2 separate regions of the Homo sapiens genome follow, and region 1 is linked to region 2. Evidence: chromatin contacts called from ENCODE Hi-C data. All regions are on one chromosome and are shown on one strand. Each heading gives the region's core, a stretch centred on a gene start or an enhancer-like site at or near the end of the contact. The rest is flanking DNA. Distances are from core to core; before and after follow the strand shown. Region 1 overlaps ENDOD1 (endonuclease domain containing 1). Region 2 overlaps C11orf97 (chromosome 11 open reading frame 97).

What was found. Hi-C counts contacts between places; a loop is a spot of excess contacts on that map. Pooled maps may share reads with other maps.
Region 1: a map of B cell shows a loop between it and region 2 (4-fold over the local background). The contact joins two enhancer-like sites. A Hi-C loop is called at or near these places in 3 of 168 maps with a recorded cell type or tissue (B cell, dorsolateral prefrontal cortex and naive thymus-derived CD4-positive, alpha-beta T cell) and 6 of 50 pooled maps.

What each region holds. Positions count from the first base shown.
Region 1 is chr11:95,129,581-95,136,126 of GRCh38, forward strand. ENDOD1 (endonuclease domain containing 1) reads left to right here. Exons shown (of 2, transcript NM_015036.3): 2 at 1-3,065. Among named protein-coding and RNA genes, the nearest start is that of LNCRNA-IUR, 18 kb to the right of the region's middle. Within about 2 kb of position 4,976, at least 8 of the 41 ENCODE cell types and tissues checked have a DNase peak (open chromatin) inside an H3K27ac peak, as active enhancers do.
Region 2 is chr11:94,524,910-94,531,981 of GRCh38, forward strand. It overlaps C11orf97 (chromosome 11 open reading frame 97), which reads left to right. Exons shown (of 4, transcript NM_001190462.2): 3 at 3,175-3,300; 4 at 6,987-7,072. The coding sequence ends at 6,991. Among named protein-coding and RNA genes, the nearest start is that of FUT4, 15 kb to the right of the region's middle. Within about 2 kb of position 1,867, at least 3 of the 41 ENCODE cell types and tissues checked have a DNase peak (open chromatin) inside an H3K27ac peak, as active enhancers do.

The DNA.
Region 1 (6,546 bases), core at 3,726-6,225, 610 kb after region 2:
CTCAAAAAACTAATAGTATCCAGTCACAGTGAATTTGAAAGCTGGAATAGTTTGTCTTTACAATGGGTTTCTGTTCACTGTCAGTTATCATTATATTTTGGCCTTTGGTGGGGATGTCTGCTTGTTTTTGCAAAAGAAGATGGCAGAATTTAGACTTGACAGAGGAGAAATGCTCAGGGTGAGATTAGGTGTAGTAATCTGCTGTTTACCTCCAGTTATATGTGCAAACTCCCAAGCCACTAATAACTTCAGTTATGCACTCTAACACAGACGACCACCTGAAATGCACTGGTATTTATTTCTGATAATTAAAAATTACAGGGGAGGGAAGAACTAGAAAAAGAACAACTTTAGACCAAAGGTGTCTGAGAAAAGGAGAAAGGGAGCTTGTTCTTCCCATTGCTCTTTGTGATTTAAGGCAAAACAGATTAAAAAAAAAATCTGCAGCCAATTTCTTGGCATTTGCTTCTCTTTCTCCTCAACTCGACTGACCTTGGTGGAATGCAGATAATGCCTCTTTGTTGAAATAACTTTGTGGGAATGTACAATTTTCTATATCTCTTAGCTTTCCGTGGTTCTCAAGGATATGTACAGTTTTCATTTTCCTCCAAAGTTGAATTTTGCTACATTTTTCTTTTAGGTAATGATAAGCATTTTTTAAAAAATCATTTTTAGGTAATGGTAAGCATTTTATGCCAAATGTGGCATAACAGAGTTTGAATTGAAGGGCAAAGTTTTCTTTTCTTTTTTTTTTGGGCCCCTTGAATGGTATAATACAGTCCTCTCCGGTGGAAAGAAGAGAAGAGAAGGTGGACAGCCCTGCTCTTAGTAGGTGCTGCAGATCCAAGGACATCTTTTGTCCAGCTTGGATTAACTTGACGTGTATCCCTGCCTGACAAGGTTGAACTGAAAGATCTATATGTTAAGCTAACATGAAAATTCATATTCTGCAACATAGTAGATTTTTCTAATGCATGAAATAAGTACCCAGCACAGTAAAAATACTCTGACTTATGTCCCTAAATGGTTGTTTTGATACAACTATATAGAAAAGAGCCACAAAATAAAGATAAAAGTTATTGTGGCCATCTCTGAAAAAAATATATAAAATATTTAAGAATAATTATATCTTAGGAAATTATTTTTACAGTGTGTTTGAGGCTACAAACATAACTCCCCCATTAATACAAATTAAATGTGAGAGCTCATTCTCAAAATTTTTTTGATCAAGCACTTGTCATTTTAAATCTTGCACTAAAAAATGGTAACAAGAGGGACCAAACTTTGCTTCCCACAATTGGGATGGAATCACCTGGATTTTTCTGAATGTTTTAAAGAATTGCTGAGAGGTAGAAACAGCCAAGTATGAAATACTGATCTTGGGGCTACCGCCCAGGATCAATCAGAAAGTTATATGCAAAAATTCGGGGTCCCAACAAGGAGAGAACAATATGTCAACCATTTGCATGGGGTCGATGGATGAGAAACATGAGCGTAGCAAGAGTTACATTTTGCAGAAAAATAGCGGAGGCACACCCAGAGTAGAACAGCAGCCAGCAAGCTGCCATCCTGATCAATTTGTGATGCAAGGTTAGGGAGTATGAGCACCGCATGGGTCCATGCTAGGGAGATGTGCACCAGGCTTAGCTAAGAAACTTAAAGCAGTATTTTACCAACTCTTGTCTTAGGGAGCATAAAGTTTGGATGTCCCTTTATTTCAGCAGTGTGAAGGTAAATGGAAGGGTGAGGGTTTGACTTGGTACTGATTGGTCAAGAATCCTGCTGGATAAAGAAAAGGAATTTTAGAAGTGACCAGAGGGACAGTCCAGCCAAACTATTATTTGATAAGGAACCCAAGGCCCTGGGAGGCAACAGGCTAGCCCTTAGTTTCATGGCTAGCTGAGAGCAGATTAGGAGCCAACGTTGTTTGCACATGTCCCATCACACCTGAGATGTCAGACATGGGAAGTTCGTGCTATTATTCAGTTGCCTCTCTGGACCATGGCAAGATTTCCTCATTCATCAAACAGACTCCAGGCCCTGACAAAGCAGTTGGATTTGGCATGTGTGATGAAAACAATTAGCCATCCATGTACAACATTATGCTTACTGCATCCCATGGAAACTTAATTCCCTCCTAGCACATATTTGCATACTGAAAGGTCCGAAAAGGGCATCCACGGCAGCTTGAGCCCCTTAGCACCATGTAAGGAGCACAGCATCCAAACGGCTTCTTGAGAACCATTGGGGAATGTCTTTCTTTTTCACATCCAATTGTTTAGTGTCTATTTATTCTTGGGTGGCCAGTTTTGAAACCTAAAAAGGGACAATAAAGCAAAAAGTATCAGTAAGGATAGGTGGCTGAGACCCACTGCCCTGAGCTACTAGTGTGGCTGTGCCTGTGGGTCTCTAGAACCATCTGCATTGGACGTGAAGCCACAGCAGGTGGCTGGACTGCTGGCCTGTTCCTAATGAGCTACGCTGGGCTTTGAGGTAGAGGTTGGGGTTTATGAACCCCAACTCTGGCTTAAAGATCTTGCTGTGGCTCTGTTATGTTCTGAGGCCTTGGGATTAGCCTCTTCCTCATTATGGAGCTGATTTTCTAGTCTGTGGATCAGCTATGCCTTTGGACACTTCTCTTTTCCATTGTGCCTTTTGAATGTTGTCTTCTCACTCAGCATCAGCACTTCGATCTAAATGCAGACTAGGTAGTTGGGAGGAGGAACCAAAGTGAACCATCCTTCATTTATTCAGTCATTCGTTCATCTGTCAAACACGTATTTGGACATCAAGGTTGCAGAGATGAACAATGCATGGATTTCATCTTTGAGGAGTTCAAAACCTAGTGGAGAGAACACATGGTACAATCGTAACACATGAAGGACAAGTAAGTGCTGCAGTAAAGGTACTAATAACATGTTCCTTGGAACAGAGGAAGAAAAACCACGAAACCATGGAAATTAGGGAAGCCTTTACAGAGGGTGTGACAAAACTCAATTTGACATTTTCAAGCTATGTACAATGATGTGCACCTTGCAGATGCTCAATAAAGTAATTACTGACAACTCGTTAGCAGTTCTGTAAAATATCTAAAAGGGGAGAATCCTAATAGTTGAAATGAGGCTTGGGGACTGTGAATTGTTGCCATTTTCTTCTTGATCCGCATTAATTCAAGCAGCTTCCAGTGACTGGCTTTTGTTCATTTCTTTAAAAGTTTGCATCATACATGAAAAAACAGAGAGGTCTGGATCAGTGAAACAGGACTTAGAACTATTTTTTAATGTTATTGCTCTGCAAAGTATTTGGGACAATAAGTGTTTTTGATATCTTGCATAATTAAGCACCAAAGACTTACTGCTTCACTGAATCTGAATCACATAGAAAATTATAGAAATACTTTTATTAGTTTGTTTATTCATTAGGAAGCTCCCACAGTGAGAGAAATTACAAGCAGTCTCTGACGGGGGCTGGTCCTCTCTGTGGCCTTTAGTAGGGTGATCCTCTTGGGTGGAGGTGGCAGTAATTCTTGGCTGCCTTCCCAGTGTGGGCAGCATCTTGCCTAAGCTCACCACAGAATACGTGTTTGTCCAAATGTTACACTACAAGCCATATAGTGTGGACTGCTTGCTTTTCATTAATGGGTTCTCAGTCTTCCCATTGTCTCTCTTTGTAGGTATTTTCCCCCAGGTCATGGATTGATGTCTAACTCCAAATCAATTTTTAAGCTTAAATTTCAACAAAGAAAGTGCTTATAACCACTTGTCATCCTCAATTATCCATTGTGAGGAGGTGGATGTAAGATGACTTCTGGAGGCCAGTACTTCCTAATGATTAAGAGCCCACGCTCTAGAGTCAAAATGATGTAGGCACAAATCCTGGCTTCCCCACTTATTGTGTGATCTTCAGCAAGTTACTCACCTCGGCTTTCTCATCTATACAATTATGAGTACCTATCTCAAAGGGTTGCTATGAGCATTAAATGAGTTAATGAACATAAAGCATTCATCACTTACCATGCTTGGCACATGGTAAGTGCTCAGCAAATGTTAATTGTTGCTAGATCTATTGTGGGCAATGATATTTACACTTCTTGGACAAAATTGGTTTGATGGTGCCTTAGAGGTTAGGATGTTTCTAGATCAACGCTGGAAGAACCAGGATCAAAGTGTGGTCTGGGAGTCAAAGTCATGAATGAAAATGAAGCAAGCCAGAACCTCATCAGTGGTGTCCATGAATCTGAAGGTACAGATGAGGGTTGGACCTGGAGTCTCAAAAGAGAAGGGTCAGAAAACTGAAACTCAACATGTGTCCAGCACTATTCAGTTTTATCTCATAATCAAGCCTCCAAAATCCAAACACATTGTCAGCATCTGCTTTGAAGGTAAGCATTGCAGGTAGGATGAGGCAACCCAAAGATGGCATTGAGAAAGAGGCAGAGCCTCTTGGACACTGTGCCTGGTGAGTGTGGGTTGGTGGGGGAAAGGCAGGTGATCATTCTGATACAGGGCCTTGGGGTTAACTAGTTTTAGTTGTCCTGTGACACTTTTGGGAAAGTCTTCAAACCTTTGTGAGATTTAATTCCTTATCAATAAAATGTGGGTAATAAAAATATCACCCCATAGGGTTTTTTGTAAAGATCAAGTGAAACTAGCTTTGTAAACTATCAACTATCATAAAAATATAAAGATTCATAATTATAAGTTTCCAAGGTTGGTCCTATTTCTTTAAAAATTGGTGCATACTTCCATTTTTTTAAAGGTGAGTAGATGTGAATGAAAATTAAAGTGCTTATTCAGAAAGCATAAATGGCTTAGCCAGAAATTGGGTTTGACAGTAAATGTTGAACATTATGCCTTGGGAACTTAAGATTCTCAGAATGCTGCCTCATCCAGCCTTGAGTCCTACTTTCTTAAAACCCAATCAATCCCGTTTTCAGTAGATTCCTCCACACACCTCATGTCCATTTGCTGTCTGGCTCGGCTGAATCATTGAAATGAGTAATAGGCACTGAAATGAAAGACACCATATGAATCTTGTAAAACCTGAAAAGAAACAAGTGCGAGACAGTGAACAGTCCTGGTGAGTCTGAGAACTGGCAGAAGCTGCCTAGACCGCCCCTGGCAGCCTGCACACTCAAGGCCAGCCCAGGCCTGCCACTGACATCTGTCCCTGAGAACATCAGACAGCAGCTTCTGGGCTTTGTTTAGGCTGCACCAAGTGTGTGTTTCTCCAGCATTCTTGCTGATTTGGCATATCCAGATGTATTCTGTTTACTGCGTCTGGAAGGAAACTTCCAGGGGAATAGAAGTCTCAAGTGAGGAAGTGGCAGGCTTATGTAAAGGGGAGAGTGCACCTGGAACACAGGAGCCCTGAGTTTCCCTCCTCTGAGTTACTGTACATTTTCTGGTTGTAATCACTGGTATATTTGCAAAACAAGAGAGGGACCATCTCTAGGGTCTTCTCAAATTGCAGGCAATAAATCCTTGCTTTTCAACAAGTACTTTCATATATTTGGGTCACAGAGATTCTGATTGCATTCTCTCAACTTATCTCTCCTATCTGAAGGTTACCAAAAGTCAGAGAAATTCCCTGCGATGTTATCAGGAAGGACAGGGAATGATACATCCTGAAAACATCGTTATTTTTATTATTATCATCAGCATTTCTTCTCCCCAGACTTAGAGAATTAATTAGCAGGGTTGCCATTAGGTGGTGGCCAACCTAAGAGTAAGAAATGTTAGTAATGCCCCTGGCTTCTATTTAACTCCCTCAGTAGCCTGAAGGGTTGCCAGAAATCTCACCACTTGGCACGCTTCCTGTAGACTAGGAAAATACAAATAATCTGAAAGAAGTTAACACATTGTGTCAATGCTAGCAACTTAGGGTAAATGATTTTATGAAATCCTTCCTACTAGCTGGGAACAATTCTACATGCAAGTAATTTTTTTTTTGAGACGGAGTCTCGCTCTGTCGCCCAAGCTCCGCCTCCCAGGTTCACGCCATTCTCCTGCCTCAGCCTCCCGAGTAGCTGGGACTACAGGCACCGGCAACCACGCCCGGCTAATTTTTTGTATTTTTAGTAGAGATGGGGTTTCACCGTGTTAGCCAGGATGGTCTTGATCTCCTGACCTCGTGATCCGCCCGCCTCGGCCTCCCACAGTGCTGGGATTACAGGTGTGAGCCACCGTGCCCGACCACAAGTAATTGTTTTGATTGGTAAGAGGTATGGTGGGAATACCATATTGAGAGTCAGGAGGTGCCTGTCTTAGACCAGCATCCTGTGGAACTGGAGCCTTACCCCAAGTGAGCCCTTTATTGTAAGGGCTGGAGACAAAGTGAAAGACCCTGTAAGATCTTAGAAATCAGGCCACAGAATTTTTCTCTAAATGTCTAATATTAGATCAGTCCATAATGGATCAAAGTAGAAATGCACACCTGAAAGAAATAACAAGCGTGTTGGGCCTATTGCACTCATAACCAGTGGTATGCTGGTAAATGTTGAACCACCAGCTTTCTGTGTTTGCGGGGAGAGCACCCTGATTTGTA
Region 2 (7,072 bases), core at 617-3,116:
TTAGCCAGGCATGGTAGTGTGCACCTATAGTCCCAGCTACTCTTGAGGCTGAGGCAGGAGAATTGCTTGAACCCAGGAGGCGAATGTTGCAGTGGGCCGAGATCTCACCACTGCACTTCAGCTTGGATGATGGAGCAAGACTCCATCTCAAGAAAAAAAGAAAAAAAAAAAAAAGAAAGAAAAGAAAAATGTAGGCTTATGAGACATTCATTATGGAAATAGTGCATTTATTGTATTGTTTATTTTAAAACTATTTCTGCATTTCTATTCTATAAAGGACTTTGCAGAAATAAAGTGATGTATTAATTTAATGTTTTCAAGTTGCAAGGTCTTTTGTATTTTTCTGGCTAAAACCTACAGAGGTTATAGTAGTCATGAAAAATTTGATTACTGAACTTATTAATCTTCCCCTTACACAACACTTCCTTTTCCAAAGAATTTCAGAAATGTATTGCCAGATACATTAATGAGTGTCTACATGTGCGTTAATACATGTAAACTTAATTTTGAATCCAGTTTATTTACTACTTAAGTACAAGCTTAGAAAGTGCAAAATGTTGCCAAGCAAATGTGGATATATTTCATTATTTCATTCAATTAAAATGTTTTTTGTACCTACAATATAGGAGGAATTTACTAGACACCAGTTATTCATTATTTCATTCAATTAAAATGTCTTCTGCACCCAAAATATAGGAGGAATTTACTAGACACCAAAGGCTTGCCAAGACAATTATAGAGCCTAGGAGTCACCAGACATAAATTAAAATTACTTATATTTTTCTTTCTGTAGTCAAACTCTGACCTTGCTTGCACAAGAGAAGTACAGACGATATGGCTCTAAACTGGATTTTCAAGCTCCAATGTTCATTATTTACAATCCAAAGAGAGCTGAAAGGAACTAAAATATTTTTAAGGTGTGAGCTTACCTTCCCTATAAGACCAGGCCAGGTCCTACTGGCTAAAATTTTGGGCATAAAGGCATGGTTTAGTCATTTTAAAATTCAGTATAAAAATACACGTATAAAGGTTTCTGAGTAGAAGGTGTTGGAGGCATGAGAAGGGAAGAGAGAAGAGGAATCTCTAGAAGATTCTGAGCCTCAAGAACAGATTTGATTCTTTTCTTCTAGCTTCTCCCCTTGTGCCTGCTGCCCTTTTCTTTTTCAGTTGAGAGGAGTCGACACTTGAAGTCTTTCTGGCTCCGTGCCCGCTTTGTCTGCCTTCCTCCTTCTGGAATGCACATGCCCTGAGCTGAGGGAGTAAAGTTTCTCTTAAAAGAAGCAGCTGCCTCAGAGAGCACCCATGCTGTTTTCTAGACCCCCTTTTATCCAGTCAAATATATCACCTTCTGTAACTTCTTCACCCAAACATCACTTCACATGTATGGAGGGCTATTTTTTTTCCTGCAACCATTATCCCTGAATATAGTAAATATTTATGCATAACCATATTTTGCTTTGAGAGTTTCAGATGCATTTCTGGGCATCTGCATTTATATTTCAGGTGTTTTTCTCTGTGACATTCTTGTGATTGCATCTGAAAGAGCACACTTCATTTAGTACAATTCTTCCATCTAATTTGATGTGATTTGTCTGCACGGTTCTGCTTCCTGATTTTATACTGCTTTCCACGTACTGGATCTTCACAAAGTGTCAACCACAAGTTCAAATCTATTTCCCTGGTCTCCCACAGGGTATCATGCACTGGGGGTATTGAATAAATGTCATAGGCTCCTAAATTTGAGAGTTTATTATCCAGAGGCTGGGGAGCAGCCCTTTTCTATCTCTGAACAGGATAGAAGAGGAAACTGGCTTGAATGGCAGGGGAAGATTTAGGTTAGATAGAAGGAACAGCTTAAACTTTGTAAGGTCTTAAACAGAAGGAGATTGTGCAATCTTCCTTGAAGGTCTTTGAAGAAGAGAGAAACTAATCTTGACAGATAGCTTCAGCTACTCCACTCAGGAGTGGGAAAGGAGAGGCAAGTATTGACATTCAGCTTGGCAAGTCAGCTCAATGACTGTACCTCCAGTCACGGAATCTTAGTCCATGCTTGGATAGTAAAATCATTCTCCCTGTACAAAAATAGCTATCATTTATTGAGTACAAAGCACTTTACAGCCATCTCATCTAAATCGTACAATAATCCTTCAAGTAGATATTATTATCCCTATTTCGAAAATGAGGAAATTAAGACATAGTGGGTTAAATAACTTGGTCAAAATCATGTAACTGATATATGGTAGAACTAAGATCAAAACCCAGATCTCCTCTGAACCCAGAGACTATGCTGCTAGTAATTACTTGCTATGGAATCCTTTAGAGAGGGATCAAATATCAGTGAGGATGCCAGTGGGCAGCCTTGGATCTGTGGAGAATATTTGGCATTAATATTTGCAGCGTTAGAAATGGGAAAAACAACTTATGGCAACTCACCCAAATTCACCAACTTACTAGACTTGAGTTGCAGTTTTCTACACAGTAGACATTCACCACATGCTTGTTTGCTGAGTCTCAAAACCTAACCAGGTGATTTTAGGATATGGAGGATAACCAAGTGCAAATCTTTGCTAAACCTTATTGAAAGGTATCAGGACCCAAGACCTATAATTATCAATGGGCAAACATCACTTTCCAGGTATTTTGCAATGATTTTTAAAATGTAGGATCCAGTGAGTTTATTGTTGCTCTTTTTCAGAGGGAGATTAAACAGCATCTAGTTTGTGGCTTTTAGAGGATTCTTGGATCTATTGGATGAATTAACTATTGGATGAATTAATGTAGTGATTTTTGGTCCTATTATCTTTGGAAATATTTTCTCTTACTGTAGGAATTAAATCAGAATCAGATAAAGTTGACTAAATGAATTCCATTTATTAACTGTTATTTCTGATCCTTCTCTGTTTTGTTATGTATGTTTCTATTCATCTATTTATTTAGGGGCAAGTTAAATTATCTAAGAGCACTGTAGAGGTTTAATTGCATAGAGAATAGTTGAATAAATGAAATGGAATAAAAGATTAAACATATGATAAAGATTTGAGTGGTTTGATTAGTCAAACCAAATAAACCCCCACCCAAATAAATAAAAAAATCACCAATTAAATACTTTAAAAACTCTGTGCTAAAAAGAGAATACGCTAATAATTATTTTCTTGCCTTAAAAAATATTGACAGTGGCCCTGGAAGGGATTTGGAGCATTAAAAGGAATCTGCCTGTGGGAGGCTTGAAGCCAGGACTGCCGAGCAGAAACAGTTTATTGCCACAAGCCAAGTACTACTCCAGGCACGGAGGACTCAGAAGTAAGACCCTGATGCCCTTGACTTCCACTGAAGCCCCTGAGGGGACTTTACAGTTTACAAACCAGTGGTATATGCTCTGTTTAAAGATCTCAATCAAAACTCAACCTTCCTTTGACTTGTTTCTCTTGGGTTGCTTTTAGTTTGGCCATATTATGTGATTATGGAACTCAAACCGTAACAATTCACCTAACCAATTTACCCCCATGGATACAACAGAAGTTCATCCTCTGAGTTACACTCATGACTTTTTTCTTTACTTTCTATCTACACAAGACTTTCTAGCACACAGTCAGCCTCTGTGAAGAGGAATCCTGTACTGTCTTTTCTTCTCGATAGAGGATCTTTGTTTCCCAGTGGAAATGAGGAAAGGGAAATGAGGGAATGAAGGAAGAACATGGCAGCCACTTTGCTTGGCTCTCTTAGTTTCACCCTATTCCAGGAATGAGGCCACCAGACTGGGCCCAGGATACCATTGTTCCTTAGCAGACATAAACTTTGGAACAAAATATTACTCATTCCTCACTGTCATAGCCAGTGTCTGCCAGGAACATTTGTAGCAGGATGTGGGGAAGACAGAGGTCTTCATATGGAAGCACAGTGTCCAGATAATCTAGGGACATGCAGCTGTGTATATAAGTCCTCAAAATAGACCTACAATTGGGAGATTACCCTGGGTAAAAAGGGAGAAGTAGATAAAATTCAAGCTTGGGTACTCAACCAAGATATGAATCATAATAGCAATGCTATATAGCATTGCTTATTCTAGATTCTTAATATATACAATAATAGGCTGGGCACAGTGGCTCACACCTGTAATCCCAGTACTTTAGGAGGCCAAGGTAGGCAGAAACTCAGGCACAGAGAGGTGAAATAATTTACCCCGGTTCGCTCAGCTAACAAGTAGAAGAGTAGAAATGCTGGGATTTGAACCAAAGCAGCCTGTCTCCAAAGTCCATGCTTTCAACCACTAGACACTACTGCATCTCTGAGCCAAGTGCCCACGAGCTAGGATGTCTATTGGACCTGAAGTGAGATGAGAGTTCAATAAAAGTGTCACATAGGAGTAGGGTCCCCAGGGGGCCAGGGATGCAGCCTCTGGGATATGGACTCAGTAAGGGAAAAAATACAGCCACTAAGAAACTGAAACAAGAGGTTAAAAAAACAAACACAAAACTTGTTACTAAAGGGGATTCATGTAGCAAACAGGAGCCAGTTAGGAAGACTTCAGTTTAATGATAATAAAGTAGTAGTAGCCACCATTTATCAGGAGCCAGGCATGGCAGCAAGTGTTTTATACAGTTATGTAATCCACATGATCATATGAGTTGAGGATTATAATCTCCATTTTCTGGGTAAGAAAACTGAGGCATAGAGACACTTTACTACCTACAATCCCATGTCTAGCAGGTAGTGGAGCCAGAACTACAAACCCATGTCCATCTGGCTTCCAAGACTATGCCCTCAGTTCCAAGACTATGGCCCAACACTACTGGGCCATCATGGCAGAGAATCTAGTCACTGTGCAACAAGCAACAGTTGTTGTGTTGCGGTTAAATAGGTACAAATGCCAGGGATATGGAAACACAGGGTTTTAGGAATCTGGGAGGCAGCTACCTTCATAATTCACAAAGATATTAGTGTCCTGAATTAATGGTTGATTCAACCAAAGTCTGGGCCACTTGCCTATTGGAAGCTATTTATCTCAACTTTCCACTCAATTTCTTAGGTTCCACTTATTGTAGGTAATTCCATCATTCCAAGAAAACTCACTAAGTAATTTGTTTTAAAGATGAATGGTTTTCTGCGTGCATATTATGAGACTGATTGAATAACAAATTTCCTTTATTTAAAGACATACAAGTCCAATAAATTATCCAATTTATTGATTGGGGACATATGATAAAAAATGCATGTTTCATTTTGATCATAATTGCATTCCTTTCATCCATACAATTTAAGAGACATTTCATGGCTCCCGCTCATTTGTACTCATCCACACTACATTCCTAGTAGCCCTCGGCCCTCCATTTATTTCCAGCTGGTGCCAAGCCCTTACAGTGGTCATGTTACAATATGTAACTGTTATTGACACATAGCTTAGCTTCATCTCTTTAGGTTGCCAGCTGCATTTTTGTCATATCATATGAGCTGCTACTATCTGCTGTACAATCACAATTGATCAATCTATATGTCAGACTGGTAACCAAGAATTAAACCTTTCTCATTATCAATGAAAAAGGAAGATGCTAGGCACAGAAATATCATAGAAGAACAAAATCCATAGATAATTTTCAAAAATTGTCAGTAGTAATTAATACACTATCACAAACTCCATGGAGGCAGAGACTGTGTTTTACTCACCACTGTGTATCTGGCACTTAGCACAGTGCCTGGCACAGTAGGTGCTCAATTGCTATTAGTCATGAGAATGACCAATGAATGAATGAACCAGTAAGTATATGTTAAATGCCTCTTTATGTTTAGAATCTTCTTGCTGCTAACTCACATACATCCCCTGCTCCCTCAAAAGTATATCGTTTTCTCTACTTGAGACCACTAAACCAAATGCAAACAATAGAGGGAAAAGCAATGCAACCTACTTTCTTCACTGTGTGAATCTTGAAACGTTGCATATATTTTAAATACATCTTGGAACTAACACTTTCAAAGAGAGGTCTTCTGTGGCTTACAATGAGTTTTCCAGGAACTTCTCCCATAAAATATGCTTCAGTTAGATACTTCAGTCAAATCCCACTGTCAATTTAAACAATTCACTTGTGCTTTTCTTCTCTCTTTCTCATGAACAATGTGATCATGGTAGTTGGGACTCTTCCAACATATAATACACATCATTTAAAGTTTAAATTTAGAATTATGATCATCCAACTGTAGTTCTAAAGCATGTTTCCATTAGAGACTGTGAAGCATCTACTGCTTTCATCACACTAAGAGGTTTTATTCATTTACTTTTATCAATCCCAGCACTCTGGGAGGCCAAGGCGGGCAGATCACTTGAGGCCAGGAGTTCAAGACCAGCCTGGTCAACATGGCGAAACCCCGTCTCTACTAAAAATACAAAAATTAGCAGGCGGGGTGACGCACGCTTCTAGTCCCAGCTACTCAGGAGGCTGAAGAACCAGAATCGCTTGAACCTGGGTGGCAGGGGTTGCAGCGACCCAAGATTGGGCCACTTCACTCCAGCCTGGGTGACAGAGCAAGACTGTGTTTCAAACAAACAAACAAACAAACAAACGGTAATGGTTGATGACAAAAAACCTTTTATCGTTTCCTTCTTATTCTGTGCCACAAAACAAGCCAAAAAAAAAAAAAAAAAAAAAAGCATTGTCTAGTCTGGTGCTAAGCTTGAATGTGCCTACAATTCACATGGTATCTCAATAAAATTCAGACTCTGATACCATAGGTCTGGGGTGGGGTCTGAGATTCTGTATTTCCATCCAGCTCCCAGGTGATGCTGATGCTGCTTGTCCGGAAACTATGCTTCAGTCGTGAGGGTTTGGAAGACTAAGTAGTGGCTTTTCTGGTTACTGGGATGACATGGGTGTGGCTCTTACATTCTGCTCAATCAAATGGGAACATTAAGTCAAATTTAGATTAAAATGGGTGAGATTAAAGAGCATCTCCCCGAAGTAAAACACTTATTTTTTCACTTTTTTTTTTAACTCTAGGATAAGATGAATTAGATTTTCCATTAAGAAGGAACCTCTTTCTGCTGATGTCTGAAGAACGGAGAAGAAACTCAAGCTTGTTTCAG